Regions from separate parts of the Mus musculus genome. Here regions 1 and 2 are each linked to region 3. Evidence: chromatin loops called from intact Hi-C (ENCODE). Cell type or tissue: heart. All regions are shown on one strand.

Region 1 (5,000 bases), 540 kb after region 3:
AGGTTAGGAGGTCAGAGGTTAGGAGGTCTATGACTCTTACAGAGGACCAGGGTTTAGTTCCCATCACAAGTGTCTGGCAGGTTACAATCACCGTAACTCAAGCTCCAGGGCAGCTGACACCCTCTTCTGGCCTTCTCAGACACCCATGTGCACACACGCACACAAATGAAAATAAAATAAATCTTAAGAAAAAAAAACTGTGGAATATGAAACATATAAAATAGACTTATATGAAAACTTAAAAAGTTAAATTTTTAAAAAGCTAAGGGAATTTGTTTCTAAAACTATTCATAGGTACTTATTAAACTCTTATTCCAAATTTTACATTTTAGTTTTAAATTCCTTCTACAGAGTTTTCTTTCTAAAATTAATTGCATCCCCAACAGAGTAAAAAATTAGTAAATAAAATTAATAGTATTGTTGGTGACATAGTTCAGTGGTAGAGAGCCTGCCTAGTACATCTAAGTTCTAACACCAGTCCTTCCCCCACCAGAAGAAGAAGAAGAAGAAGAAGAAGAAGAAGAAGAAGAAGAAGAAGAAGAAGAAGAAGAAGAAGAAGAAGAAGAGGAGGAGGAGGAAGAAGAGGAAGAATAAGAAGAACAAGAGAGAAAGAGAGAAAGAAAAAAATTAATTGCAGTAGTTCAGATTTTGGCAAATGTAAACTAGCTTTAGTGCATTTCCAGTTAGAAAACTCACAGCATAGGATGACGTCACTCTCTGAACCAAGGGAAACGGTTTCCCTCTAGATGAAGCCCAGTTTGGTAGAGGGGGGATTTTTGCTCTCAGCAACCCATAGATTTCATTTCTTGATTTTGCCAACAAAACAGATAGAAATGAAACTCTAAAAATAAAAAATGGAAACTTATGGACAAGTGATAAAGGCAATCAGGACCACTATTACCTATATGTCAACATCCCATACACCACAGGAGACAGACAGCACAAGAAGTTAGTCATCAACTCTAAAGGCCCAGAGCTAAGCCACCTCCTTCTTACTAACATATCTATAAGAAGCTATAACAGGGAATAAAGGATAAACATTCTAATTAGTCTAAGATTAAGAATTGGTTAAAAAATATAAGACACATAGACACAAGTTTCTTTCTAAGCTTTTTAAAATATCTGATTTCTATTTGTATTAAAACAACAGCCAGATGTGGTGGCACACTGGGCTGGAGAGTTGGCTCAGCTTTTAAGGACGTGCAAACACCCCAGTGCAAACACCTCATCTGGAACTCCAGTTCCAGGAACTCCGACACCCTCCTCCCATCTCTGCAGAGCTGAGTGCATATGTAGCGTGCATATATATATATGCACGTATAGGCAAAACACATATACACATAAGATAATAAAGTAAATATATCTAAAAAAAAAGTTTGAGTTTCTGTGCCTGGGTTCAAATAATAATTAATAGTTTAATGTTTAAAATGTTCAATCAGTGTTTTAAGTTAAAATACAGTTAAAATCTGCACTGTCACCCCCTGGCGATGGGCAAAAAGACACCTTTGGTTATGTTCTTCTATCAGTCAGGGGCAGAGCTGATGGCAGTCCTTTGTTCATCCTAGCTTGATGCCCGGTTTGGTGGGCAAAGCTGTCTTATGCCTAGGACTCATAAAATCCAATCTAATCCAATCCAACCCAGGCAGCCCAGCGTAGGAGGAGAAAGACAGACAGAAACCTGTGGTCCTCCATGCCACCCATGGACCCGCCCTGCCGCGCTCAGCAAAGGAGGGCCATGGACGCCACTTGCTGCCCCACAGCGGGAACCATCACACTGTGCCAGCATGTGGTGGTCAGACAAGAGAGAGAGAAGTGGAGCAGCTTGGGCTATGAAGGGAGATGGAACTGGACACTCGAGGATGGAGAGGAGTAGCCTGTTGTGATTGGCCAGCCCTGTCACCTGAGACCACAGTGAGGTCCCAGCTCGAGCTGCCTCTGAGGGTCATGTCTGAGTCCATGGCTATATAGCAGCAGGGGTCGGGGTGTCTGTGTCTGTGTCTCATATTAACAACTAGAGAACGTGGGGGCTGTTCCTGGTAGGGGCAGCTGCCAGGGAACACATGGATGTCTAGAGGCTGTGCAAAACTCCCACCCCAACCCGCACCCACCACTGGATGTGACACTCTGGGGAACTTGCCCCATCTTTCACCGGTGGCAGCACTCAGGAGAACAGATCCTGTGTGTTATTTTGGGTAGGATTTGCAAGGCTAAAGGGCAGATATGAGGGAATGGAGGAGACGAGCAAGACTGGTGTGCATGTTGTGAAATAAAGAATCAATAAAAACTTTTTAAAAAAAATCTGAACTATCATTGACACAAAAATTAATTTAAATGGGCGGTAGAAACCATAGCCAGGAGCTCTGCTGCCACCTCGTGGAGCTTATGTGAATTGCAGGAGAAGCCTGCGAAGAGTGGAGAAATTCCTTCAGTTTTCCTTTCAGAATTTTTATTTTGTACTAATACATAAAAATTTTATTTTTCTTGTTAGGATAAAAGTAAATATGTAAGGAGAGGAAGGGAGTGGTAAAGAATGGGAATAAGAAGAGACAAAGAACAAAACCTAATAAAAATACACAAAAGGCATGAACAAATAATTTGCCATTCCATGAGAGAAGAAACATCTGTTTAATGAGCAGGTTCCTGTCTAGATGGGCTGCAAGCAGACTTCTACAGTCACTGCTCTGATTTTTTTTTTATTTTGATACAGGGTCTCTCTATATAGCCCTGGCTGTCCTGGAACGTAATGTGTAGAAGAGGCTAGCCTGGAACTCAGAGATCATCCTGTCTCTGCCTTCCAAGCACTGGGGTTAAAGGTGTGTGCCACTACTGCCTGACTTCACTATACTACTTTTAACAAAAAGACTTAAAGTGGCTGGGTAGATGGCTCAGTAGGTAAAGCGGTTTCTGCGCAAGGGTGAAGAAGACCTGCTTTTAAATCGCCAAAACTTTTGTAAAGGCTGGGTATGGTATCACATATATAATCCCGATGTTTCTGCAGGGAAGTGGGAGCTCGCTGGGCAGCTGGATTCCCATGCTCAGAAAGAAAACAACAGACACCTGACTCAGAACAGTGTAAAAATCAAGAACTAAGAGTCAGGGTTTTCCTCCGCCCTCCACACCCATGCTGCCGGGACTTCTGGAGAGTCGTCAGGGCCTGAAAAGAGAAACAATAGCAAGCTTCAAGACCTTCTGATGCAGGCTGTTTTAAACCATCCCTGTGGTGTACCTGGCAAAAATGGAATAGGTAGGAAGATTGTGAGACTCCAACTTGTAACAAAGTCAGACTACAGCTTTCTAAGATACAGCCATTGAAACTAGGGAGACACACCCGCCACCCCACCCCCACCCTCCCTCCCCCGCACTGCAATTTTCCAGCTTGTGCTTTGGCTTTGTACATAATAAAGTAAGTATATGGGCTTATCTTTGGGGAGAAAAATAAATTAAAAAGTCTTTAAAATACAAAGCCTCTTCTTAGCTCAAGGGGTATTTAAAAATAAAGACCTGAACTAGATTTAGCATGTGATGCCCCAGGGCTGACAGTTCTCTAACCCCTGCTCCATCCTGCTGTCTCTGTGGCTTAATTGCTATAGTTTTCACTGTTTAAGAACATGTGGATTGGACTCCTTTTACTGCATCTGCACCTTATTTTCCATCTCATTTTTAAGTTCCTATTAGATAAGAATTAAAAAGACAGCACATAGCTGCTATTATTCTTACAGGGTTACCTTAATTCCCACCCAGGACATCTGAGAGTCTGAACATCTTATAGGTATTTAGGATTGAATTTCCAGTGGTAAAACCCTTCTTTGTACTGTTGAAGAATATATGTTTTCTAGGAACTGTGTAGAGGAGAATAACTAATTAGCAGACTTCTCAGAACAATAAGTTCCAGGTAAGATCTCTGGCAGACTTCCCCTCAGGTCTGTCTTTCTACATCAGTGGTTCTCAGCCTGTCGTTTGCAATTGCTCTGGGGGTGGAGGGGTTGAGTGGCCCTTTCACAGCGTCACCTGAGGCCATCTTCATATCAGACATGGACTGTAATGTATTTTGTAACAGTATGGATTAGCAACAAAAATAATTTTACGACTGGAGGGTCACCACAATATGAGGACTGTTTTAAAGGGTTGCGGCATTAGGAAGGTTGAGAACTACCATTCTATATGATCAATATGCAAAGTATGAAAACGATCATGATCCGTATCTTGCTCTTCACTCTTGTTTGTCAGAGACCACGAGATCCCCACCTTTCAACAGAAAGCTGAGCTGTCACACGGTACACGTGGTTAGAACAGACACAATAACAAGACGGCGGGAGCTTACACTTCCCACGAGAGTGTGTAAAATGTCTACATTATAGGCAGGTGGAAGCTAGCAGTGACTAGGGACATGGTACAGTTCCTAAGAGGACAGAGGGACTGTAAATGTCCCATCTCCACCGAGCATCTTTCACTGTTAAGGGGCCCTTGTTAGGAAAGAGGAGCCCTGTGGTTGTGAGCACTGAATGCCCCTAATGAGATAGAGCCTTGACGCTTCTGGCGACAATGCCCCTCCCCTGGGCCAGCCGACCCAGATTCTCTGGTTTAGCTAGGACCTTTGTTCCCTCCAGCCCTCAGAGATTTTTGTACATTTGGCCATTTCTTTCCCCTAAACTGAGGGAAATATTTTCAAATTCCATTGTCATTTCAAGCAGACCTCTTGAATGCGGCTTCCTCTCTATTCTAGATTTAATCTCCCTCCTTTTTAATGTGTTCTGGTGTTTTATCTGCATGTATGTCTTTGTACAAATGTTTGGTCCTGAAGTTACAGACAGTTGTGAGCTGCCATGTGGATGCTGGGAATTAAACCTGTGTCCTCTGGAAGAGCAGTCAGTGCTCCTAACCACTGAGCCAGGTCTCCAGCCCCGAGACTCCTACGTGGAATCAGAGTCTCTGTCTTTCTTACGCAGAAACAGAACATCTGTCTAACTGCTGTCTGATACATAAATCCCTCTCCTCAAACA
Region 2 (5,000 bases), 290 kb after region 3:
CTGATCTTGTACAATATCAATATTGTTGGAACCATCTCCTTCCAGTCTACTCAGAGAAAGCCTACACATCAATCATAAATGTATCTGTGAAGGAGCTATATGGAAAATCGGAAACAGTGATATCTGTATTACACACAGGAAAGGTTCAGCTCTTTCCTCCTGGAACTCTGTATGTGGCAAAACCCACCTAGATCCTAATGCTTGGGACATTGAAACCCCGAAATGTTCAGCAGTCCTGGAGAAGGTAGTCTTTGGAACTACCCAGTGTGGCCTGATTCTTCTCTGAGCTTTACTGGAAGATAAGTAAATCAATGAATAGAAGTAGAAACTCAGGGTAGAAAAACAGATTATTTATTTGGAATGTTACATTAATTTTCTTGTTTATACTGGATGGCGCTTGAAAGTATTTAAAGTGATTTTAGCATTGCTATGTTATTATGTATAAGAAAATAAATTAAATGTAGGGGAAAGGCTCCAGAAGAAAGAAAAAAGAAGCAAGAATATGGTTGGTGAACAACTGCTTCCCTGTGGTTTTGCAGAATTGCATTGCACAGCCTGTGAAAGGCACAGAGCTATAGAATTTTTGCCCTTTCTTGCTTGCTTGCTTGGACTGGAAACTCAGGAATGCTCAGGACCACAGGTGGGGATGCTTAACGTGGAAAAACCCTCAGGAAATTCAAGAAAGGACAGGGAGTTCCCGTGGGAATTTGCCCATAATATTCCATAGGTTTCCTGTTCCTGGAACCTGTTTGCTTTCTTCTTAAAGATTCCTGAGTTGTCATTATGAGACTGCCTTGGTCCCGAGCACCATGACCTACTGGACCACTTTGGGCTACTGTGTCCCTGAGGGATCCTATCCTAGCTAGGAGCCCTTACAAGTCAGAGATCATGTAATAGACAGAGGGCATGAACAAGGGGGAAAGCTTGCTATTAATTCCACAAACACCTGTTTTGAAAACTCTTCTATTTGATTCTTAGAATCTAAACCCAAAACTGTGAGACACAGATGTATAGTGTCCCTCCCAAGGCAGCTGGAACTCTTGATAATGCTGAGGACATGTATGATCCAAGAAGCAGTATGGTGCCTGGAGACTAAATGACCACACTCCGTCCACTATGGGAGCTCTCTCTCTCCTGAGGAACAAGAACACAAAAAACAACATTCAGCTCAAATCTATAGCCCACATAGGCAATTCCCAAGGTGAGCTGGTCTAACCCACTAAGTAGTGGTTGCTTGTATTTCTTCCTTGACCTTTCGCGGGGCCATTCTTTTTCCTCTCAATGGCCTTCCTCCAACACTGTGGATTTCCCAAAGTTTCTAATCTTATTTGCTCCATTCTATCACTGTTGTTTTTGTAATAATGCCAGTCTTCAGTGGACTGAAGAAAGGACCCGCTCTCTTCCCACTTCCCAGTTCCTCTCTACTGACCGTGAAGACAGCTCGGTTCCTGGTTACACTCTGAACCATTGCTCTCCACCCCCTTCATTAGCTCCATACTTCAGTGTTCCTCTAGAGTTATCTTTCACACTTTTCCCGAACAAACTCAATGGCTTTTCTTCAAAGGATCTCTTGTTATTTGTGGGTCTGTTTGAGTTCTGTTGTTGTTGTTTTCTCATTGGATATGTTTCTCAAACCTCTCCATGCATGTTGGGGAGGGGGGGTCATTTGGCTACATTTCTGAAATTCTACAGCTGGAGTTCAGAAATGAGAACACCCTTTCCTGTAATGAACAGTCCCAAAGACATTGTGTAGGCATGTGCATCATACTGCTTCAAAAAATGTGTTTCTTATGATCAGGAAAGGACTCGTTAAGGGCCAAGGTTTCTAATTGGAATACTCTGGGGTAAATGCTCTCTGCAACAGAAGACAACAATGAGAAGAGACAAAGGGACTCTGTTCAGGGAGACCTGGCATGATCAAGGGATACTCAAAGTAGAAGACTGCAGGTCCCAATACGACATTTTTTATTAATAAAGAACTTAAGGATATACTATATATATATATATATATTACCTGGTGTTCACTACAGGTTAGCCCAGAAACAAACACCATGGCTTTCTCCTCTCTAGAATCGATTTATATGGGCCAAGTTTTGAAGATGCCAGAGTGTCTTGGAACTCATTCTATTAGGTCAAGATTGGAAAGAGAGATAGTCTAAAGGAGGTTAGAAACACAAGGATCATTCAGCCTGAAGCCACTGGAGTAGAAAGCTTGAAGTTCCTGCTTCAATTTGACTGCATGCAAGGCTTCTAATGAGTGAGCACTCACCCTAAGTCAGCTGAGCAGGTACTCCCACAGACAGCAGAAGGTCTGTATTTCTCTGGGCTCTGAGCAGAGAGAACATCTTCCCTATTTTGGATTAGCAGGCAGTTGTGTGCACAGAAGCACTAGTTTGTGTGTATTTGTTAAGCACTACCCTTGAAAGGCTCCATGTGAGCCTAAAAACATTTAGTTTGTCTCCTATTTCTCTGAGTATTTGATGAAGTATTTTAATGAATCTTTTTGTTCTTTTAATGAGAGGACCAGAGAAACCACAAGTGACACGTAGACAAAAGTCACCATCTAGTGGCCTAACTGCACAGTGTTGAAAATGTCAAGCTCCAGTGCTTTCAGAAACCTGTGCAGGAAGCACTTGGCGCCATCACCGAGCCTCTTCATAACAGTAAAGCTATAAAGGCAACAAGCTACACCCTTCAAATGAACTAATCTGCAAACTCAGCTTTGGTCCTGGGCCTATGGGCAGTATCAGACTATAAAAAGAAGGTTTAATGCAATTCAGTGATATATCTAGAAACCAGACTCAGACCCCAGTCAATGGGGGATTTTAAAATTATTTTAGACAAAATCTTTCAAAGACAACTTTATAAATGAAAATGGTAGTAGAATGACTTCTTGTGCACATCTTGATGATTTTAAAAAAAAAGTACTGATGCTCGGGAAAATTTAGGAAGCCGTAGTCACTAGAAAGTGTTATGGATCTCAACTTCTGTCTAAGGAAACTGTGGGTTACCAAAAAGGCTTGAGAACCAGAGGACTGTGTTCAAACACGGGCTTCTTTTTCTATTGCTCTGTGCTTTGCCCTTGTTCTTCAACCTTTCTGAGCCTTGTGAGGACCAAATGAATCAGGACTGGCTCAGTGTCTAGAGCGTGTCTTGTACCCTTCCCTTAGATTCTAAGGCTTAGAAGGGCTGCATACTTTAACTGGAGGGAAATAAAGAAAAGGGAAAAAAAGTAACTTAGAGGAAAGTGGGGCTCAGATGTTGAGCCAAAAACTTGAAAATCATATATTTTTTTCTGCTAAAAAGAAGAGGCATACTTAGTCACTACATGAGAAAGGGGGGGAGAGAGGGGCAGGGGTACTGTAGACATGTATCCTCCAGTGTTTCCCCTTTAGAGTGCTAAATAATGACTGGCATCTTCAAGGTTCACAGCACTCTAAAGTTTTACTCATTAAGTGGGATGCCCAGGTCTGTTTTCATTAGTCTGATGAGCCTTCCCCGGCACACCAGGAAGCCCTCATCCTCTCACACAGCACAGTTGCTGCTCACTTAAACATTCACAACTCCTCTTGCCTGTTTCTAACTGGGCCTGTGAGAAAAAAGGTTGCCAAGTCAACATCCAGTCCTGCAGCTGAGACCGGAGGACCAGCTCCCCACCACGGGGTTGGGGGTGGGGTGCTTAGTCATTCTGAGCCTTAGTTCTTTACTGTCCTTACCAGCAGAGCCCTCCTGACCTGCCTCCAAGGGCAGAGAACATGGCTAAAGTCACACACGCTGGGGCAGAGAAGATCCAGTGCAAGCTCTGGGCCTCTTCTGTACCCTGCACTGACTAGGCCCTTTCATTCTAAGAAAAAGTAGTACCTCAGCCTGCCGGGACAGTTATGCAGGACTAGGAAAACCCTGCTGGGCCTGTGTCAGCTGAGGAGCCTCTCTGATCCTGCCCGACCCTCCACAGGATGCCCCAGGCTCACCAAGCGCCTCTCCACATTCCCTTTTTTCCTGTTGTTCTTGCCTGGAGTCACATCCAGTGAGCGGTAGCTGGGCGGCTTCTCCTCAGGCCAGTTTGGAGACTGTGAGCGGCGGCGGCGGTGATGGTGACGTCGCTGGGCACCCCAGTTCCTGGGCAGCGACTCTTTCTCCTCTTCAGAGCTCCAAGAGCTGGGGCCCGAGGGTAGAGGAGGCGAGTAGCTGCGATGCCTGCGTCTCTCACGTCTCTGGGCGCCTTCCCTGGGCTCTGGTCGTCTGGGGGGCCAAGGAGCCTCACTGGATGAGGGACATTCGCTCAGGCTGTCCCAGTCTGACCAAGGCATGGATGACTCGCTGGGCCTAGAGCGGTGGTGTCTCCCACTCCAATGGGGGTCCAGCTCCCCTCTCCCCGGGGCCCAGGGTCTCATCCCCTGGTCCTGGAGCTCTCGGAGGAAATCGGAGTGATGGCGCTGCCTCGGGCGCTCACTCAGATCGCAGTGTCTGGAAGAAACAGCATTGAGCCGCTGCTGGTGTGAGGGGTTGCTGGTCCTGGAGGACGGTGGGTCTCTGATTAGTGGGGGCAGGTGGATGACTCTGCGTTCCACAACCTCTGCGGAGCCCAGGGAGGAGAGCATGCTGCAAGGGTGGCCAGATTTGGCTCTGAGATCCGCAGGCAGAGGTTGGGCTGGGTTGAGGTTCCGCAATTCTTTCTCCAAATATTCCAGGACACCATTAGCCACCGGAGGGTGAGCAGCCATCTGGGTCATTGGCATCTGTGGAAGGCTGGACTGTAAGGACAGATCTGAATGGAAACAAGGATGGAGCACACTGAACTGCTGGTCCCAAATACCCTCCTAGGAACCAGGGCATCAAAATGTCACGTTAGTAAGCAGGATTGCACTCCCTCCCACCCTCCATCGAAAGACACCCGGTTAGTGCGCATGCTTCTTGGCAGACGGCACCTCTGCCCTCACCCTCTGCCCTCCCCGTCCCATGACTTTCTGGCAAAGTTTACCTCGCTGCAGCAGCGGGTT
Region 3 (5,000 bases):
AGCAGAATTTTTCCTACATACGTTGCAAATGTCCTTGTTTCCCTCCTCTACCACACAACAGAACTTTCATGATGTCAGGATGCAAATGATGACATTCCTCCTGTTTAAAAAATGTAACCAACCCAAAAGAGAATTGTTCACACTGATAATTTTAGTGAAAGGAGTTTACATAAATTTGAATACCTGAATAAACTAGATTCTTTCCTTCCAAGACGTGACCAAGCAAAAGGCATTCTGCCTGCCATTCGAACATCTTTCTTACACCAAAACTATGGTATTTCTCCAGAACTGCTTTAGGAAGTCCCCAATTTGCCAACAGCAGCTGGTCTATCTGGTCATCAGAAACTCTTCGCTTGTTTGTTCCTTTCAGAAAAACAAAAACAATTTAATTACCTCCAACATACAAGTTTAGTAGTTAAACCTGTTTGAATTCCTACCAAACTTAAAACACATCTTCACTTCTAGAGACCTATTAAGAAACTGATCCTATACAGAAAAATGCTAGCAATTTTTTATTTACTAGATGAAAATTTGAAAACTCTTAAGAGCCACAAACAAAAGTGTGCTATAGCTGGGCGGTGGTGGCACAAGCCTTTAATCCTAGCACTTGGGAGGCAGAGGCAGATGGATTTCTGAGTTCAAGGCCAGCCTGGTCTACAAAGTTGAGTTCCAGGACAGCCAGGCTATACTGAGAAACCCTGTCTCGAAAAAACCAAAAAGTGTGCTATACACACTGAATAAAAAGTTTGTACAGATGTGGAGGTAGAAGGGTGATTAAGCATTACAAAGCTGTTAGATGAGTTTCTCTTTACGATTTAGTACTGAGGTATCTGCATAACCAAGGGCAAAGAATTATGAAATGCACTGGTGTAGGCCTATAATCCCAACATTTACGGATAAACACCCTTGGTCCGAGATCGAGACAGCACCCAGCCTGACCTAGAGCAAGCCCTTATCTCAAAAAAGCAAACAAGAACTGGGTTAAGGTTCTAAGACAACATGTGCCTTCCAGCTTTGCTCTTTGCAGTCCAAAGAGCCTGCATCCTACACCACACCCAGAAATTTGGTACTTATATATATGAAGTTGTACCACTGGACATTTATCCTAAGCAAACCCTCGACATGGTGACAGGATCTGGCCAACTTGGAAGTTGTTTCTGGGAAGGTGTAAAGACCCAAAAACCAAAGAACGCCCATATCTACTGGGGCAGTGGTGGACTAAAACACCATCAGCTGTGCATGCTGGCCAAGAGGGAAGCCATCCCCAGGGTTGAGTCCCAGGCCGGGTACTGGATAGCAGCCCTGCCTCCAGCTATCCAGCTCCGGTGCGGGAGTGCATGGCCCTGATACTCTCGCAGCCCATCTCAACCCCTGCTGCCCTCGGCCGCGTCGGCCCCGCGGGTCGAGTACCTGTCCCTGTGAGCCTCCGGCCGCGTCCCAGCCCCGGAGGTGGACTCAGCACCGGTCCACACCGGAGCTGAGGGCTAACAAAGCTATCACCATCTCCCGAGAACGTGTCGGAGCCGGACGATGAACGCCGCCGTTTCCTACTCCGGCGCGGAAGACTCATTGCAAACAAGCTCCTCTCGACTGTTCAGGACACGACACAGTCCCATAGGCCTCCCGCGCGGGAGAACCCCAACCTAGTGACAGCTACCGCCTCCATCTTCCCGCCTCCATCTTCAAATGCAGGCCTCCCAGCACGCCCCGGAACCACAGAGTTCTCCTGGCTAGAATAACCCGACTACCATAGAGTGGTGAGGGACGGAACAGCCCGCGCTGATATCTGGCTTCCGGCCTCCGCTGGCGGCTGGGGATAGAAAAGGGGATAGAGTGCTGGAGACATTAAAAGGAACGGAGCATCTGACTGCATTCGTAGATTGTTCTAAAAACATTCCTCCTGTTTTTACTTATTTCTGGTTTGAATCGGAAGCTAATGAGTTGCCCTTATGTGAATAGATTAGGAAAGTATCTCTTCTTTACTATTGTATTGTGTTTGTTTCTTTTTTGTTTCTTCAGATTGTGTAAAAAAAAAAAAAAAAGTAGGGTTTTTTGGTAGAGCGTAATTTGTGCGGTTTTCCTCTTGTCAAATACGTGAATTAAAATAACAGATGGGGGTGGAGTAGAGGACACGCCCGGGTTAAACATTCCAGGCTGTAGACTGGTTCAGTGTCAATTATTTTGGGTTATCTCGGCCCCTTAAATAGCCACTTGTTTGGTCACACAACTCTGTCATGTTCTTGTGACTATTAAGTAAGTCGTTTGGGAATGTACGAATTTGGGAATGTAGCTTCCACCAACCCAAAAGCTAAGCATGTTATATGCATCTGAGCCTTACAGCAGAAGTTTCTCTTGATTTGCTGGATCTAACCTACCTGAAGTTTCCATTAACATCAATGTATCTTTAAACGTCTTCAGTTATAGCTCTCTTTGCTCGGAAATATAAAAACTCTGTAAAACTGCTACCACAAAACAGTATATAGAACAATTTAAATTTGTCCCTGGGGCCATAGTAACTCATATTTGTTCCAGAATAAATTTTCTTATTCCCTCTGAGTTGAGAACTGCACTTCTGTGTTGGCAGTTGATAGGGAAGGGATTATTTCTGCGGTTATATCCTGAGGATTGTATGATCAGAACTGGAGATTCTGGATAGATCCCTTTGGTGTTGAAAGAGGAGGCTCTGAAAGCACATGAGGGGTCATTCTGAACAAGGAAGTTAGTTATAGATGTGCTTTGACCAACTTCTGGACGTAAATCGGTGCCTGGTACTTGCCTAGTTCCACAGTTCATCTCACCAAGCCAACAAGTGGGTGACAAGCCTATCCTGAAGAAATTATGGCCATTGGTTTGGGGGAAGGATGTGGGGAGTGAATTTAGGAAGTGGTTAAACAATATTCTAAAATCCCACCAGAGGGAGGCATTACTCCATGAAAGAAACGCTTCCTTCCTTTATGCATTTATTCACTAGGAAATTATTGGGCATCAACAGTACACTAGTCTCAGTGTCAGTGATGCAGGGTGGAACGCTTCCTGCTCTGAAAGATACTGGTACAAACATTGACTAAATTAATTATTAATTTAAATTGTGACTACTGCTCAGGGAGAAATTCCTAGGAACAGAGGACTATCAAAGGAATCCTGACTTATAGTCTCAGTGGAAACTAAAAGTCCAGCTGTAGACCTACACAGTCTGGGTCTGGGTTTAGAATGTATTGACTGTGCTATCTTGGGCATCTTGCATAACCCCTCAGTATTCCCACATCATATGAGAAGAGTAGGAGTCTATTATCTGTGGATGAGTATACAGAATGCTGAGACCAGGGCTGCCACATAAGTTCTGTTCAGAGAAAATTACATTACATATTTTAACAAGCCCTAATAATAATTCAAGACTGTAATGAAGAAAGAATAAGCCAGAGAAGTCTCTTACGATTAGCCCATCGAATACTAACTTACTTTATTATGTGAACCATGAGGAGATAAGAAAGTCCACTGGGGAAGCATTGAAAGGGATGGTCTGTGTCCTGCCACAAGCCTAAACTACGCATTCAAATCTTCAATATTTATTCCCAGTATTTTTTAAGTCTTCAAAACTAAACCCAAAGCTACTTCTCAAAAATATCACTACCATATACCTGGCCATAAACCCACACTTCGGGAGGTTGTAGGCCCCAATAAGCAATCGACTGGTGTTGAATTGCTAAATGGGCATGTTACTTTGCCATCAAAAATGTATCCTTAGACCCATAGACTAATCTTATTCTCAACTTTGGCAGAGAAACATCTTTCTGTAGCTAATGCCGAGACTCATAATTGGTCAGAGCGCTGGGAACAGATGACTGTTGAATGTTCAATCCTAAGAGGGGTATCGATATAAACCCTTCCAAGGCTCAGAGAACACTTGGGAAGAGGGGCCTAAAGAATGTAAGGAGGATGGGGGCAGTGCTGTGAGATGCTGTCTTCTGGACGTGACATAGCTGTTGCACTCCGTGAACTCACCACAGCTGTGGTCACATGATCAAAACAACAAGATCAGTCAATTTTCCGACAGGCAGCAGTGACTGAACTCAGTAAAAGAGAAGACTTAAGTTCCCCACTAGCACCCACGCAATAAGCCAGACAGCAGCAACCACCTTTAATCCCATCACTAGGGAGCTAGAGATGGGAGGATTCCTGGGGCTTGTTTAAATAGCCTCAATGAGAGAGCTTGTCTCATAAAATAAGGTGGAAACTGATAGGTGAAAAGTAACTGAATTCCTGGCTTCGATAACATGTTTTAATTGCCTTTTCATGTACTGCTTGACTATGAGGAAAGGCAGAAGATGATTCTTAAGGGATTGTGTTTAGGAGCTACAGAGGGAAAATTATCTGAAATGTAGGTGGAAGGGGAAAGAAGTTTATTCTTAAGTAGGTATATATCAAGAGAGAGGCTAGACCAACCCCATCAAGGCTTAGAGAACATCCAGAAATGAGTGCAAACTGACTTCTAATTTTAAAAGTTTACTCCCAGACTCTTGTCCAACTCCCTTTCCTGTAGAGCATTAAATTAGTTAAACTGCTCTATTCTGGCTGCTGGATTCTTGAATGAAACACACACACACACCAGTTAATTTTTATATGCCTTAGCTAGCTCAATGGCTGGGCACTTCTAATCCTCCCTGTGGCTAGCATATATTTCTTTCTGACCTTCTGATACTCCTAGCTTAACACCTTTTTCTTTTTAAATTTATTTATTATATGTAAGTACACTGTAGCTGTCTTCAGACACTCCAGAAGAGGGCATCAGATCTCATTACTGGTGGTTGTGATCCACCATGTGCTTGCTGGGATTTGAACTTAGGACCTTCGGAAGAGCAGTCAGTGCTGTTAACCACTGAGCCATCTCTCCAGCCCAGCTTAACACCTTCTAATTCTATGTTTTATCTTTGCTGTGCCCTTACCTTCTGGGCAGTTCACCCAATAGGCCCACTTTCCCCTTCCACCTACATTTTGGATGA

The links. Hi-C counts contacts between places; a loop is a spot of excess contacts. Peaks named below come from ENCODE experiments on the same cell type or tissue, not always from the same donor. Only the 100,000 strongest peaks of a DNase experiment are listed, where the experiment ranks them.
Region 1: it touches region 3 in a loop (9-fold over the local background); 17 of 42 quality-filtered maps call a loop at or near these places.
Region 2: it touches region 3 in a loop (2.6-fold over the local background); 11 of 42 quality-filtered maps call a loop at or near these places.

What each region holds. Positions count from the first base shown.
Region 1 is chr16:36,470,773-36,475,772 of GRCm38, reverse strand. No RefSeq gene overlaps it. Among named protein-coding and RNA genes, the nearest start is that of Stfa3, 18 kb to the right of the region's middle. In heart, a CTCF peak has its summit at 2,374 (motif pointing left); no DNase peak of the experiment used is centred here.
Region 2 is chr16:36,721,651-36,726,650 of GRCm38, reverse strand. Ildr1 (immunoglobulin-like domain containing receptor 1) reads right to left here. Exons shown (of 8, transcript NM_001285788.1): 6 at 4,982-5,000; 7 at 3,972-4,768; 8 at 1-1,134. The coding sequence ends at 1,093. Among named protein-coding and RNA genes, the nearest start is that of Ildr1, 30 kb to the right of the region's middle. In heart, a CTCF peak has its summit at 2,572 (motif pointing left); no DNase peak of the experiment used is centred here; H3K4me3 peaks cover 900 bases; H3K27ac peaks cover 322 bases; H3K27me3 peaks cover 1,549 bases.
Region 3 is chr16:37,008,470-37,013,469 of GRCm38, reverse strand. It overlaps Polq (polymerase (DNA directed), theta), which reads right to left and starts at 1,684. Exons shown (of 30, transcript NM_029977.2): 1 at 1,411-1,684; 2 at 184-363. The coding sequence starts at 1,570. In heart, CTCF peaks have their summits at 1,741, 2,906 (motif pointing right) and 4,779 (motif pointing right); a DNase peak (open chromatin) is centred at 1,729; H3K4me3 peaks cover 2,029 bases; H3K27ac peaks cover 1,762 bases.